2 separate regions of the Homo sapiens genome follow, and region 1 is linked to region 2. The links are chromatin contacts, found by Hi-C or POLR2A ChIA-PET in ENCODE. All regions are on one chromosome and are shown on one strand. Each heading gives the region's core, a stretch centred on a gene start or an enhancer-like site at or near the end of the contact. The rest is flanking DNA. Distances are from core to core; before and after follow the strand shown. Region 1 holds the start of APOBEC4 (apolipoprotein B mRNA editing enzyme catalytic polypeptide like 4). Region 2 has its middle 71 kb from the start of RGL1.

The links. A loop is a pair of places that touch in the nucleus more often than their neighbours do. ChIA-PET counts read pairs that join two places held with the same protein, here RNA polymerase II (POLR2A). Pooled maps may share reads with other maps.
Region 1: a loop to region 2 is called in a map of Caco-2, with 3 times the contacts of the local background. The contact joins the promoter of APOBEC4 here to the enhancer-like site in region 2. A Hi-C loop is called at or near these places in 2 of 168 maps with a recorded cell type or tissue (Caco-2 and cardiac septum), 1 of 37 single-sample maps with no recorded cell type and 2 of 50 pooled maps. POLR2A ChIA-PET finds 5 or more read pairs at or near these places in 2 of 52 experiments (OCI-LY7 and WTC11).

Annotation. Positions count from the first base shown.
Region 1 is chr1:183,649,964-183,657,703 of GRCh38, reverse strand. It overlaps APOBEC4 (apolipoprotein B mRNA editing enzyme catalytic polypeptide like 4), which reads left to right and starts at 4,388. Exons shown (of 2, transcript NM_203454.3): 1 at 4,388-4,632. It also overlaps a transcript of RGL1 not described here.
Region 2 is chr1:183,730,824-183,737,902 of GRCh38, reverse strand. It overlaps a transcript of RGL1 not described here. Among named protein-coding and RNA genes, the nearest start is that of RGL1, 71 kb to the left of the region's middle. Within about 2 kb of position 2,947, at least 11 of the 41 ENCODE cell types and tissues checked have a DNase peak (open chromatin) inside an H3K27ac peak, as active enhancers do.

The DNA.
Region 1 (7,740 bases), core at 3,139-5,638, 82 kb after region 2:
CAAATGTCCAACAACGATAGACTGGATTAAGAAAATGTGGCACATATACACCATGGAATACTATGCAGCCATAAAAAATGATGAGTTCATGTCCTTTGTAGGGACATGGATGAAACTGGAAACCATCATTCTCAGCAAACTATCGCAAGGACAAAAAACCAAACACTGCATGTTCTCACTCATAGGTGGGAATTGAACAATGAGAACACATGGACACAGGAAGGGGAACATCACACACTGGGGACTGTTGTGGGGTGGAGGGAGCGGGGAGGGATAGCATTAGGAGATATACCTAATGCTAAATGACAAGTTAATGGGTGCAGCACACCAACATGGCACATGTATACATATGTAACAAACCTGCACGTTGTGCACATGTACCCTAAAACTTAAAGTATAATAATAAAATTTTTTAAAAAAGAAAGATTTATACACTGAAAACTGTAAAACATTGATTAGAAAAACTGAACAAGACAAAGAAATGGAAAGATGTCTCAAGATGTCTCATATTCATGGACTGGAAGAATTAATATTGTTAAAATGTCCATATGACCTAAAGTGCTATACAGATTTAACAGAATCCCTTATCAAAATTCCAAGGACATTTTTCACAGAAATAAAAAAAATTCTAAAATTCATATGGAACTACAAAAGACCCCAATAAGCAAAGCAATCTTTTTTTTTTTTTTTTTGAGTCGATTTTGTGAACTTAGTTGAGTCTGCCTAAGTTCACTAATTTCATTTTGTGGGGAAAGAATGTAAAGCAAACATTGGGTAGTTTGGCTAGAGCATAATAATTAGATTTTCTGGTTTTCAAAAACCTTAAAAAGAAAGTTTGATGTGCTATTTTCACAATTAGTTTAACTAATTACCAAAAAATAGGTTTATGTTCTGTATGTCTTTTTTGTTCTTCTTTGTATAATATCATTTTTATTAACTTTTACAAAAGTATTAGTGTATGATGTGTTAAAACATTAGACAAATTAAATTTAACAGAGTTTAACTGAGCAAGGAACGACTGGCAAATTGGGCAGCTCCCCAAACCAGAATAGGTTCAAAGCATCTCCAGTGCTGCTGCATGGTCACAGAGGATTTGTGGACAAAAAAGGAAAGCAACATAAGGAAAATGGAAGTGAGGTACAGAAACAGCTGGATTTGTTACAGCTTGGCATTTCCCTGATTTGAACACAGTTTGAACAGTTGGCTGCCTTTGGCCAAAACTTGGTGATTGGTACAAGAGTAGGTTACAGTCTATTTACATTCCAGTTAGGTTACAATTCGCTGAGTACGAAGAAACCTTTAGGCTGAACTTAAAATATGTAAGGAGGCAGCTTTAGGCTAAACTTAATTTAACAATTCCCCACCTTTTGGTCAACCTCTCAATTTTGACACTGACCAAAACTTTAGGCATTGAGGTCACTCTGTTACCATCATAAATGTACTTATTTGGTCTCAGATCCCACGGGGAAAGAGCAGAACAGTTGGTTTTTAAGGTGGGAACATGGATTTCAGGTTACTTTTTTGTAAGAGTTAGAGAGCCAAGGGGACTTCCTTGTGCCGGAATCTCCTGTTTTCATGAGAAAAAAAAAAGAAAAGAAAAGAAAAAAAACTTGGTCTGCTTTGGGATCTATCTGTTTCCTTAAAATTTTAGTTTATGTCACATTTAGCATGAGTGACTCCATTTTGGTTTGGTCTGGTCGGCTGGGGCCTAGTGTACAAGCTTAGCCCAAAACAATGGCCTCCCATCACTGTTTAACATATGGTTTGGAAATGTCAATTGGTCCTTTCCCACAGAGAGTTGGAAGCCTTCTTTAGAGCATCTAAACAGTCTCTGGAAGTAAAGATGCTGCCTTTACCCTATACTTTTCCTCAGCTTAAGTTTTAGGAGTCATTTTTAATTCTAAACATTTGCTGCTGTTTCCCCTAGGATAATGAGGAAAATCAACATGGAGGAATTCTAAGAGAAAGTCTGTGGTGTTAGCAAATTAAGGGTGGCCCTACAGAAAGCTCTCTGCTGTTAAGACTGTGCTGCCACCTTGTGGCCATCTTGTTTATAACCCCCCGAGCTCGAAGATCCACCCTCTGCTTTTTCGTCTCCTTTTGGTCTCAACTCCAGTGCTTTTCTTATCTCATCTTTCCCATCTAACTCCTTAGTGAGCTCCATGAAATCTACTTAATCTTCTGATCTTTACTTGAAGCTTGCTTTCTAAATTCAGTTCCTTTTATCACGTAGTTTGTTACTGCTACATGAATTTGAGCATTGTTGTTCAGTGTCAACCAAACTGCTACTAAAGTGATGAATTATATAATTACTTGGGTACAGTAGGTTCAAATAAAACTTTAACATTTTAGCAATAACTTATAAATATTTTACTTCCTGCCACCCAAAGAGAAAGTTGCCTTATAAGCAGTAACTAGCAACACACAAGCCATCTTGGATATACCCCAAACTGGGTTGTCAGAACATAGATTAATAATTTTTGGAGTGCCAAACTGAGTAAATGTCTCTTAAAAATTTAGATCATTGCAGGATAGTTTAGTCTTTGTAAATCTTCTTCATTATAATCTCATAATATCTCTACATAAATAATATACATCATAACTCATCTGAATGAAGATGAAACATGGCAGATTAACAAAGGAAGACAGAAAAGAGAAGAAAGGAGTCTGTTGGGGAAGCTAGACATTTCTTCCAAGCATCTCCTTTCCAATACATGTCAATTTCACTGTGAACAGGAACCATGGTAAAGGCCTTTCATTTCCTCCTGATGAAGTTTAGTCTTAAAAGTCATTCTGTGCAACCTAAATGGAATGTTGCCAACTTAACATTCCTTGGAGTCTTCCTACATCTAACAGACAACTACCTTTAAAGAATAATGACTAATTGGGGTTGCCTATCCCTAAAATCACCCTAAAATGCAATTGATAAATGTGCTAGTGGACAAAGGCTCATTTTTCCTGTTTCTTTAGGCTTAACCTTCCATAGGTATATCATTTGCTGAGCATCTAATCCACCATGGAAGGTGCACAGTGCACATGGGATGCTGGTGCAGATTTGGGGACTATATTTTTTGTCTTTTCCTCCCCTCACTGGAACCTGTCAGACAGCTAATACTTTCTTACAGAACTGAGCAGGCCCTCAGAACTTGATTCTTCAGCTAGCGGGAGAAAAACCCCAACATGTTCTCTTCAACAGTCAGCTATTATCCTTTCACCCAGCTTTTGATAAGTAATATTTTTAAAGTAATGTTTGCAATAGATTGTCATTTATTAGGATTAAATAAAAGATGAGCTATGAGGATTGACTTTCAGTTCCATATTTACAAGTTCATTCAGTTAGAAGATGCAAGCAATGAGAAAAAAGGGATGACCCATGGCAAACTGTGGGGAAGGGACAGGATGCAGCAGTGACCATGTGCCAGAGCAAGCACCAAGGAAGATGAAACTGAAAATAACCAGCTGAGGAGTTCATGAATACACCTGAGGCCCTTAGGAGACAAAAACATCTCGTCTAGTAGGAGCACTCTGGATGAGAAAGGATGTGTGCTGTGGTGCAGACTGGAAGTCTGACAGTGGAAACAGGCGTGGCGAAGCTTCGAGAAGACAGAAGGTGCCCTCTGGGTGCTCAGTATCCCTGAGTTATTTTTAGAGTATGTCTGCTTACAGCCAATAGTTATTACTGGAATGTACACAATAGCAATCCCCACTCACTCCTTCAGGTGGCCTGGGAAAGGGGAATGAGGGAATAATCCAGAGTGATTGACAGTGAATTGTGACTATCAATGTGCCTTGTGTCTAGGAGATGATGTGGGGGTCAAGGGAGACTAAGGAAAAGAATGGAGAAGGACAAGTGGCTCTTCCGTTAGCCACAGAGAAGGGGCTACAACCGATCCTGGAACAAATCTTGTCTTAAACTGGAGGGAACCACATACATACCAATAGCAAGAGTCTTCCAGGCAATTTCTAAGAGGAGGGAAACCGCTAACACATAGCCTAGGTTTAGACAGAATCAAAAACACCCCCTTCAGGGACTATGGGCCTCTTGGAGGAAGTCAACTCTCTGCTCCCTCTCACAGAGGGCAAGCCTCCCAAGGAGAAGCCCTGGCACCCACGCAGGCAACAGAACCGCCAGGCCTGGCACCTACTCTAGACCAGGAGAAAGGTGCTGAGGAGCAGGCCCTCAGAACTTGATTCTTCAGCTAGCAGGAGAAAAACTGCAACATGTTCTCTTCAACAGTCAGCTATTATCCTTTTACCCAGACTGGGATATGCAGTCCTGTATATTTTCATCTTTGGAACAGGTGGCTTGATATGCAAATAAAGTAATAAGTGTCAGAGCTGTATCCTAGCAGTAGCTACTTTGCAAACGTTACCATGGCACCCAATCAACAGTGTTCTTAGAGGTAGCCACACCTCAGCAAGGGCTTTCTAACTTGGAACAGCAAAGTTCAAATGAACGAATAGACACAAACTGTGAAAGAGTCCTGAACCCATTACAAGGTGAATCTTTACAGCACAATTGCCTTCTGAAGCTACTTGAAACAGGGCATGGGACTTAAAGGAGAAAAAAAAGGAAATGGACCATCTCTTCTAACACCTGGAATGTGATCCAAGCCTGGAGACAAATTGATGGTAATTATAACTGCTAACATTTGTTTTTAGCTGCTAACAGATTGTGCACAGATTGTGAAGGGCAAACTCCATTCTCCAATTACTCCAGTGCAAACTGTGCTTTAACAGTACTCACTAAATCCTAGTTGAGTGAAATGAGAGCAGATTGTCCTTATGGTGTGGTTCATTTATGTTAAACTATGGAAAGCTGTCCTCCCACGGTCCCAGTCCAGGGGCCACTCACAGCCAGATGCAGAGAGCCCTCCAGCACGCTGGGCTCTACACATCTCTGTTCTTACTGCCAGCAAATCTGCTCTACAGAGTATAACATGTATTTCCCAAGCACAGACAAAGCAAAAGGAAAAGGGCTAGGCAGGAAGTAGGGACACCAGCTGCTGGGGAAACAAGTCTTAAGCAACCTGGCTTGTGAGCCAATCAAGGTTGCTAAGGTAGGTCCTGGGCCTAAACAGGGTACATTTCCACCTGGTTGGGGAGAATAAAATGACAGATACCAAAAGTTAACAAGATAATCTGTGGTCGATAACAAATTGATACAATAAACCATGAATTCTCTAAGAGTTCAAAGAGGGCAACAGTTCTTTCCTGCTTCCTCTTCAGATGAGGGTGATCAAAGAACAAGCCCAGAAAGACTCTGAAAAAGTGAAAACTTCACCAATAGGAAACTATAGTTGGTTGACACTGAAAAGTTGTCAGCAAGAATGAGACTACAGAGCTCCCTCCACTATGTGTTAAAGCCACAGTCCTCTCCATCTCCTTAAAGACAGTAATGATGTATCATTTCTGGCTAAAACAGCCACAGAAGATGGGGGTGCAAAGGAAGGCGTGCTTAGAAAAGCAATAGGGAGTTTCCATTTTGCTACCTTTATCTAAAAACACACAAAGACTTTTGTTTCCCAAAAGGGTAATTATGGGACCATTATATATAGTTAACTCCACATACACATCACCTTAAGAAATAGTAATAAAGACAGAAAAGTGCCTTTTGGTTCTGTTTCCATAACATTTAGCCAAATCAATCTGTAAATTGTCTATGGGTGAGTTGAAATTGTAATCTGAGCAGTAACCTGGATGTCCGGTGTACCACCCATAAGTCGACCACATCAAGGGCACAATATTAAAAAGCATGAAAGTTTGGGCTTGGTTTTGGCAAGTTCTGATGGAGAGATCCATCCAGCCTGATGAAGGCTAAGCAAGGAGGAGGTCCAGAGAGGAAACAATGCTCGGGAGTAAGCAGGAAATGGCGTCAGGTTCCAAGAGATCGTCCACTGCCAAGGGTTAAATCCAGCTCTCTAGAAGGAAAGCTATGACAAGGTCTAGGAAGCCTCAAGGCAGGAATTCAGTTACATCAGGAAAATATAGTACTAAGGAAAAAACAAAGCTAATGTCCAATCCTATGGATTAAGATGACACAGCAGAGGCTAGGAGAAATCTAGAATCTGGTGGGTATGTGGTGCCAGAGTTACTGCAGGATATTAGCCACTAAGATAATGGTGACATGAATAAAGCTACATTCCACCTACAGCTGGATTGAGGCTTTTAACATATTTTCTGCCCAGGATAGGATTAGCATAGGAACTCTGCAGGTTTCAGGCTAGAGATCAAGCTGTATCAAATACAGCAATGAATGAGCTGATGTGGGCTGAGGAAGACAGAAGGTGAACATAGCACTTCCATATGAGAGGCCATAATTTATTTATTAGCACAAGTATTCATACTTGTGATATGATAAGTGAGATTTTGAAAAGTGAAAAATATATTCTGTTGCAATGGTCAGTTTACCTCATTTAAATTTTCTGCCTTATCAGTTTTGTTATCTGACAAAGTTAAATGTAAAAAATGAAACCATAAATACTAGAAGAAAATATGGGGAATACTTAATTATGCTTTGATGAGGAAGGCATTTCTAAATACAATAAGAAAAAAAATCACAGGAGTAGAGACTGGACCACATAAAAATGTAAAATTTGGTGCAATTAAAATAACATTGGCATAATTAAAAGGCTGTATAAACCAGGTAAAATATTAGCAGCAAATGTGGCAGATTTAATATTCTTGATGCATAAAAATGTCTTGCAAACCAATAAGGAAAACTTCACGCAAAAAATAGGTAAAAAATCAAATATATTTCACAGAAGAATAAATACCACAGACCAATAAGCATGTCAAAAAGTGTTCAACTTCACTAGAAATAATAAAGGCACACATTATAGCAACAAAAAAATACCAATGCTCCCTTCTCAAATTGGGATAAACAACATTGTAAGAGAATGTGATAAGATTGGTACACCTTCCTAGGAAGCGATTTGACAATGTTTGACCTAATACTATGATTTCTAGTAATCTATTCTAAAAAAAAAAAAAAATCTGATTCTTTATAATAAATATTATATAATATATGCAATAGATAATTTCTCACAGAAATATTTATCAAAGTGTTATAATAATTAAAAGAGGCAAGAAACTGAATGTTACAGTTACATAATAAAAAACTAATTAGCCATGAATATTGTGTTTTTTGTTTTTCGTTTTGAGACAGAGTCTCGCTCTGTCACCCAGGCTGGAGTGCAGTGGTGGGATGTTGGCTCACTGCAAGCTCTGCCTCCTGGGTTCACGCTATTCTCCTGCCTCAGCCTCCCGAGTAACTGGGACTACAGGCGCATGCCACCACACCTGGCTAATTTTTTACATTTTTAGTAGAGACGGGGTTTCACCATGTTAGCCAGGATTGTCTCCATCTCCTGACCTCATGATCCGCCCACCCTGGCCTCCCAAAGTGCTGGGATTATAGGCGTGAGCCACCACGCCTGGCCGAATATTATTTTTAATAACATGGGAAAATGCTCATGGCACAATATTAAGTGAAAAAGCAGGGTATAAAACATGACTTTGTTTATATTATATGTAACATACACATATAGCAAAAAGACTGGAGGGAATAGACATGTTAATAGTGACGGAAGGCTGGACATGGTGGTTCACACCTGTAATCCCAGCACTTTGGGAGGCCAAGGTAGGAGGATCACTTGAGCCCAGGAGTTCGAGATCAGTGTGGGCAACATAGGGAGACTGTATCCCTCCTAAAAAATAAAAAAATTATCTGGGCATGGT
Region 2 (7,079 bases), core at 1,698-4,197:
ATTTTGTTTAAACAACTGGATGGTAAAATCAGCCTTAAGTTGGGAGTGGGGTGAAAAAAGGAACCTGTATGTATATAAAGGCAAATCTGATCAGAGAGCATAAAAGCAAAATTTTTCTCAAAAATTAAAAAAGAAAATTGTTTGGGAATTTTTTTGTAATTGTAAAAGGATTGTGATTGCATACTGCCTCAACCTTATGAAGCACAGAAATAAAATTAAAACAGGGAAGACAGGTGGGATGGAAGAAAGATGTGCTTGCTTGACACTGAGAAACAATCTGCAGATGAGAAAGCCATGGAAAGATTTTTTTTTTTTTTTTTGTAGAGATAGAATCTCACTATGTTGCCCAGGCTGGTCTCACCTGGGCTCAAGTGATCCTCCTGCCTCAGTCTCCCAAAGTACTAAGATTACAGGCATGAGCCACTGTGCCTAGTCTTCTTTTTAAAATATTTACTAACACTATGCTTATAATATCTATAATATGTAATCATAACTTATTTCTTCTATTCCTTCCAAAATAATCATTGACAGGAGGTCATAACATTTTCCATGGTCATAACAAAGGGCGCAGCTGATGGCTTCATACCCTAAGTGATCATTATGCACCAAAAGTAAATGAGCAGCTTCTCAGAGGCTAATCTTGAAAACGTTAAGTATTAAAATAACAATCTAAGAACACAATAACTTGCCATTATTAGTGTCTGTTCTTGCTATCAGATAAAAATTATCCATCACTTCCATGGATGCCCTTTTTTTGAAACATGGCTTTAAAAGTAAGTGCTAGGACACAACTCCACTCAAGTCTGTATTTATTTTATTAACCTCCATGCTGAACTTTGTTTGATACATCATTTTGTAATTTATTGAATTTTACTTTCCTTCTTATAATAAATAGCATATGAGACATCCCTCACAAATCGTTATTTTTTTCTCCTCCTCCTCCTCTTTAAATGGTTTGGAAGGAAAAGAAAGTGTTTAAAATTCAGAAACTTATTGAAATGATTTGGTGCTTCTTATCTTTATCTATTAGGGTCATGCTTTTCTTCTTCCTCTGCAGACTCCCTTATATGTGATAATATTTCTGCTTATTTTCCTTTTGCTTCTACCTGAAGAAATCTTTCAATTTTTCAAACTCAACTCAGATTTCTTCTAATCTTGAAAATGTCTGGCATTTACCCTGTTCCAGTCCCTTCCCATGATTATTTGTCTTTCTGCCATTTCTTTCCTCCTACATTCTCTCTTCCTCATTCCTCTTCCTAATGAGCTGAGGTCCTGTCCAGATAAGATAGGTTTGTTTATCTTTATATCCTACTATCTTCAACTCTTCCACCTAGAATGCTATCAAGAGCAGTCTTTGCATTTTAGTTTTACTCAAAGGTTCAGAATTGCCTAATGCAAAGTGCACTGAAATTCTAGTCACAAGACCTGAGTTAAAATCATGAAGCTACAGTTAATTCTCTGTGTAACCATTAAGCAAGCCATTTCACCTTTCTTGGCCTCAGTGTCCTTATCTTTAATATGAATAGGCTACAAGACTGCTGAGACCTCTTACAGTTACAAAAGTAAAGCATTCACCTCCCTCAAATGTAGAAAGCAAAACTAATGTGCATTGAATTATTTTTCCAGAAGAACTGAAGGCTCCAAACTACTAAACAAAACAGTGAAAGGTGATTTCGGTGTTTCACTCACGTATTGTACTTATTCCCATATTATGCATTCACTACTCAAAAGTCAAACAAACAGTATGATATTAAAATAGCCTCTTTACATACATGTATATAATATCGGGGTTTTGACTATTCAGAGATAACCCAAAACTCTGACATGTAGTCTATTGTAAGTGTGCTGAGGCTTTTTAAAGCTGCTATTTGGACATGCTCACCCATCCTTAGCATCTAACTCCTGGTTTGGTGGTAGACTTCTCTAACCATGATTGCTATTGTGATATCTACAAATTGTGGGATCCAAGAAGGTCTCAAGATACAGCCTCCTAATTGTGGAGGGGGCATGACAGTGATCTCACTAGTCTATTTCTTCTGAGAACACAGAGAGAAGCAGCTATCCAGAATCAAAGATGACCATATGAAAATGGAAACTGGGGCACAGACAGACATCAGAAGGGAAGGACTCCAGAAAGCCACAGCAGAGAGACAGATTCCTACTGCCCTGAGAAAGGAAGCCCATTAGATAATTTCGTAGTAATACTAAATGTTGCTTGTGTTTGAAGTGGAGGTATGAGTCAATGTACTAGGAGGTAAGAGAGCAACAGATTCCTATTATCTCTTCCTCTTTGGAATCTCAGCAGCATTTCAAGTCTATCTATATAAGGCAACTCAGTTATATCCTGAGTATTGCTTTTTTTGCTTTCCATAACTTACTCTGGTCTCCCCTGCTAGCCTGCCAGCTCTTTAAGAGCAAGATTAGACATAAGTTTGTTACACTGCTTCAATTTTTTACAAAACTCCATCACCCTTTTAAAAAATAGATTTTTACTTTTTTATTAAAGAAAATGTACTGGAAGAAGGAATTAAGCATTCAACATGATAATGTATTTTGGAATAAATGTCAATCATTGGGCAACCATTTTCAAAGGAATTTTAATTATATAGTGTCTCCAAATGCTGAGCAAGGTTGCACAATACTGTCTGTGGAGTTAGAAGTGACTCTGGGAGCAACTGTCTCCTGTTAAATGTAGAAAATTAAAGAAGTGTAAGGCATTCTTGCTTTATTCCAGTTGATATTTTAAAAGACTGGTCCAACTGGTCTTCAAACCACATACTTTCTCCCCCTTACTGATAGTATTTGGCCAAAGTTTTTAATAATTAAAAAAAAAAGAAAAATCCAGAGTGGGTTTGTACTACCCTGTGACCCTCCCTGGAGAAACGCTGCTCAGCAATCCCTGCTTTGCTCAACAATCCCTGCTCGGCACAGAGGGCCAACACAAGGAAAACAGTTGGGCTCCCTTCCTAGTCTCCATTCAGTGCAGCCGTCTGGTCACAAATCTGCAAAGACAGACGTGGGGAAGGGAGAGGATACTTAACAGAACAGAGCTGAGATCACAAAAAAATATCCTTTAGCATTCTAAGAGAGATAGAGGGAATTCCAGGGGACTGCCTTTTTTATTGCCTATATTTTTATTACGATAAAAAGTTCAGTAATTATGTTGCTGGAAAGCATGAAACAAGACAAAACTGTAAATCACATGACTGTCCCAGGCTCAAATGTTTCACAATTCTGTAAACACCAGCTTTAACTGGCTGAATGAAGGCAAAATGCAAAAACCATTAGGAGAGCATCATCCAGTTCAATAGTCACAGGCTAATTTTTATCAAGTTGAAGGAAATTAAGCTGATTTAGATCATAGCAATCCTTTAGGTCTCAACAATAACAACAGCAACATTGACAACACAACCCTCTCCACCACAGTGCATTCAATATTTACTACACCAGATACTGGGCTAGCATGTTACAAGCCTCAGTTTATCCTCAGAAGCTCAAATCAAGAGAGATTATGGAATAAGCCTTAGGGTTTCTCTCCAGTTATCCTGACCCAGAGCTGTGCCCTCACCACTCCACTCCACTGCTATCCTTTAATAGTCAGTGTTCCACTTACAAAATAACATCATGTAGATGTTCAAAAATCTGAGTTCCTAGGAATCTGAGCTCTCGAAAGGATTCAGAGGTGGACTTCTCACGGGAGGAATGCAAAGATCTAGAAATGTTAGATTCACAGGGGAAAAAATCTGTTGAGTTTACCAGTTAATACACAAAATCATTTTAACTAGCTTCCGAATCGACTAGCCCTTCCACATTTCAGGTTAAAGAGCAATCTGTTCTCAATCTTTTACTTCACCATAAACAGAAATTGAATCTATTTAATTACAGTCACTTTACTAAGCCAGAGGAAAATGGAAGGTCCCAATGGGGAAAAACTCTTTCAAGAAAACACTTCTGGGAGAGCATGTAGAGTGAGCTGGCTCTAAGCCAATCCTTATCCCTTCTCACAGTCTCTAAGTAGCAAGAACACCATGATTTTCACATATACCATATACTGCCAAATATCATTCCTCCTTCATTTGATCAGATAACACCTTATCCCATTACAGAAGACCCTTTAATTAGTGTCACATAATAATGATCTAGTTAGTGTTGAAGACCAAAACACCAGTTTGCTAGATTAGCTAGGTGCAAGAAGCTTTATACACAGAGTAGCATTTTTATTCCTATCTAACTATGTTGTTCCTTCTCTGAATGGGAATAAATCCTCTGGAATGGAAATAAATCCTTGTAAGTGGTGCTAAGGACAAAGGAATTGGTCCAATACTCATCCAGCAGGGGAGAGGGCAGAAGCTATGTGCCTTAGTTAGAATGAGTTATACTACTACTGGCTCAACATGGCAAACCTTTCCCATGTGGGATCAAAGACTCAATAACCCAGATGAACACAGGAACACAGGGACAATGAAACCAAGGGGAAACCACTAGAGATGCTGCTTCCTGACGCTGCCTTTTGCATAGATCTTGTGACTTTTCCCTGATGACCTGGTGCCCAAAAGCGAATACAAAGTCAAAGCCATATCTTACAGAATCCTGAAAAACCCTCCCAAAGACTTGAGCTTGACATAACATAGTGACATTTTTATCAGTAAATTCAGTAAAAACTGTTGTGTTGGTCACGATCCATGTATACTCAAGAAGATACAATCCCTATTTTTAATGAGAGCCCCATTTGTCCTTTAGCAAACCCCGTAAGGACACTCCAACATTAAAAAAAAATTTGTTTCCATGTTTTTTTCCTCTTACTCAGAGCTCTGTGAGGGTGTACTGTACCATATAGAATGCATCCTGCATTCATAAATATATATCAGAGGAGAAGCAGCTGTTGAATTTAACCTCGATAGTCCATTAAGGATGAAACCCTCGCATTATTTTAGAGTGAACCAAAAGGTTTTAAGCCTAAATGAAGCCTTTGAGAACCAAATTCTACTCTCAAATTTCAAACGGATTTTCAAAACATGTTTAGAAACTGCTTTGCATAGCAACGGAGTCAGAGTATTTTCAACTCAGCCTATGGGAAGGACCTTACTGGGATACATTCAATGGTTACTCAATTAGAACCTATTTTTTTTCTTTAAAATTGCAAATATTCGTAGCAAAACCAAGCCTGGCTTTCTCATCAGGCCTTCACAATAGCACCAGCTGTTCATCACAGTCTTTCCAAGGGCTGCATTAAATGACTTGTGTACATCTGCGGGGCTTCTGTGTTTGATCCTAGATTATATTTTCACTAAGGTTAAGGGTTAGAGTTTTGACAGATGTGGCTGTGTTCTAATTGGCCCATTTTATCTGGCCCTTTTCCACACACATACAGTATTCGATAGCCAAGTTTGTGAAATGCCTCAATTTTGATACTAACAAATGAGGGGTGGATGGAATGTAGGGCTTGAGCACTCGGTTGGGTGTCGGCTTTAGTTTCAGAGTCCATATGAAATCCATGCCAACATCTGTCTGGGGGGAAAGAGGATCATTTCATTCCATGTTACCATTTCATTCCAACTGGGTTACAGTTTCTTTTCTCTTCCTTTTATTCTTCCCTCCTTAAACTTTTACAGGACTTTCCATTTTTTTCATTGCCACAGATTGACCTTGCTATTTCCCATAAACCAAAGTGTAAACTTGAACTAAGATTGTATCTTGCGTTCTGACACCTTAGCACAACAGCAATCATGCAAATATAAGATTTAGCATTCCTGACTTTCTAGCTGGAGGGTTAGTGGGCCAATCTGACTGACTATAACAAGATGGCAAATTTGCAGGGACATGACGTGTAGTTTCCTTAAATCTCACCTAGCACCATGCTGTCACAGGAAGGAAGAAGTCCCTAAAGTTTTACGTAGCTATAGCCTAATTATTGTGCGAGGTGTGTATGGGGCAGGGCGAAACAAAGATAAGTTAAGCCTGTGTTCTCCACTAATTGGCCCTTGAGCTGGGAGTTCTTAATCTCAATTCCTGGGAAGTCTACAATCGTATGAGAAGAAAGAGATACATTTCAAAATGATAGATTATATTTCAAACTGACAGGATAGGTGTTAGAAGAGAGAAATACACAAGTGTATTACACTGAGAGCTCTTTGAGGTAAGTATTAATTCCCCATCCAGATGAAACTGAAGCTCAGAGAAATTAAGTGAATTGCCCAAGGTCACAGAGCAGGGTCCAAATTTGAAAACAGATCTGTCTGACTTAGAACAAAGCTTTCATTTTCATTTTGTCATGGCCTTTCAAAATTTTCACAGAATTGTGGCCATGTTACTATTTGGCTTTGTAACTTTAATGCTTAAGGAGAAACACTAACTCTCTGTAATAAGGTAGCAGGGGAAAGGCCAAGAGGGTTATCTGAAATTGTGCTTCCTTATCTGTGCTACCTTTTCTACCAAAGCTGAGAGTCAGTTTCTTCTACCTCCCTTCATATTCTATTTTATCAGCTCCTCCACATTCTCTAGTGCCTATCACACTTCCTCTGCCCTGCCCTTCAAGAGCTAAATAATTATTCCACTACTAAAAAGAAGTGGCAGAAAACAGAAGCAAAAATTGGACAGTCAGTTATTTCACTTCTTATTCACATATGTAAATTTTTGCCACAGAAATATGGTAACCTGTAAGTCTAGTTATTTTTAAGCCTTCTTTAAAACAACATATGGAATCTATTATAATATTCAATGACTTCACTTTTGCTTCTGCTCTAGAGATTGATGGGTTTATGATTTATAGCTCAAGTGAATTCAATTCTCAGGTTCATTGCTCCAATTTTGGTTGACATTGTTTCTGGATACCACAAAGATATTAATTGTTAACTTCATTGTGTACTGAAAAATGACTTATACACTTGCAAAACTTAAGTGGACTCAGAGTTACAACTTCTATGCACCCACTCCATTTGTCCACTTCAGACGGGACAAAAAGAAAGTGTGTTTTACTCTTTTGTGTGCCCTTAAAAGGAATTCGAGGCTTGTTACTTTGAAAGCATAATATCATGAACAGGATGAAGTATAGTGAAATTAGATCCAAATAGTTTTGAGGT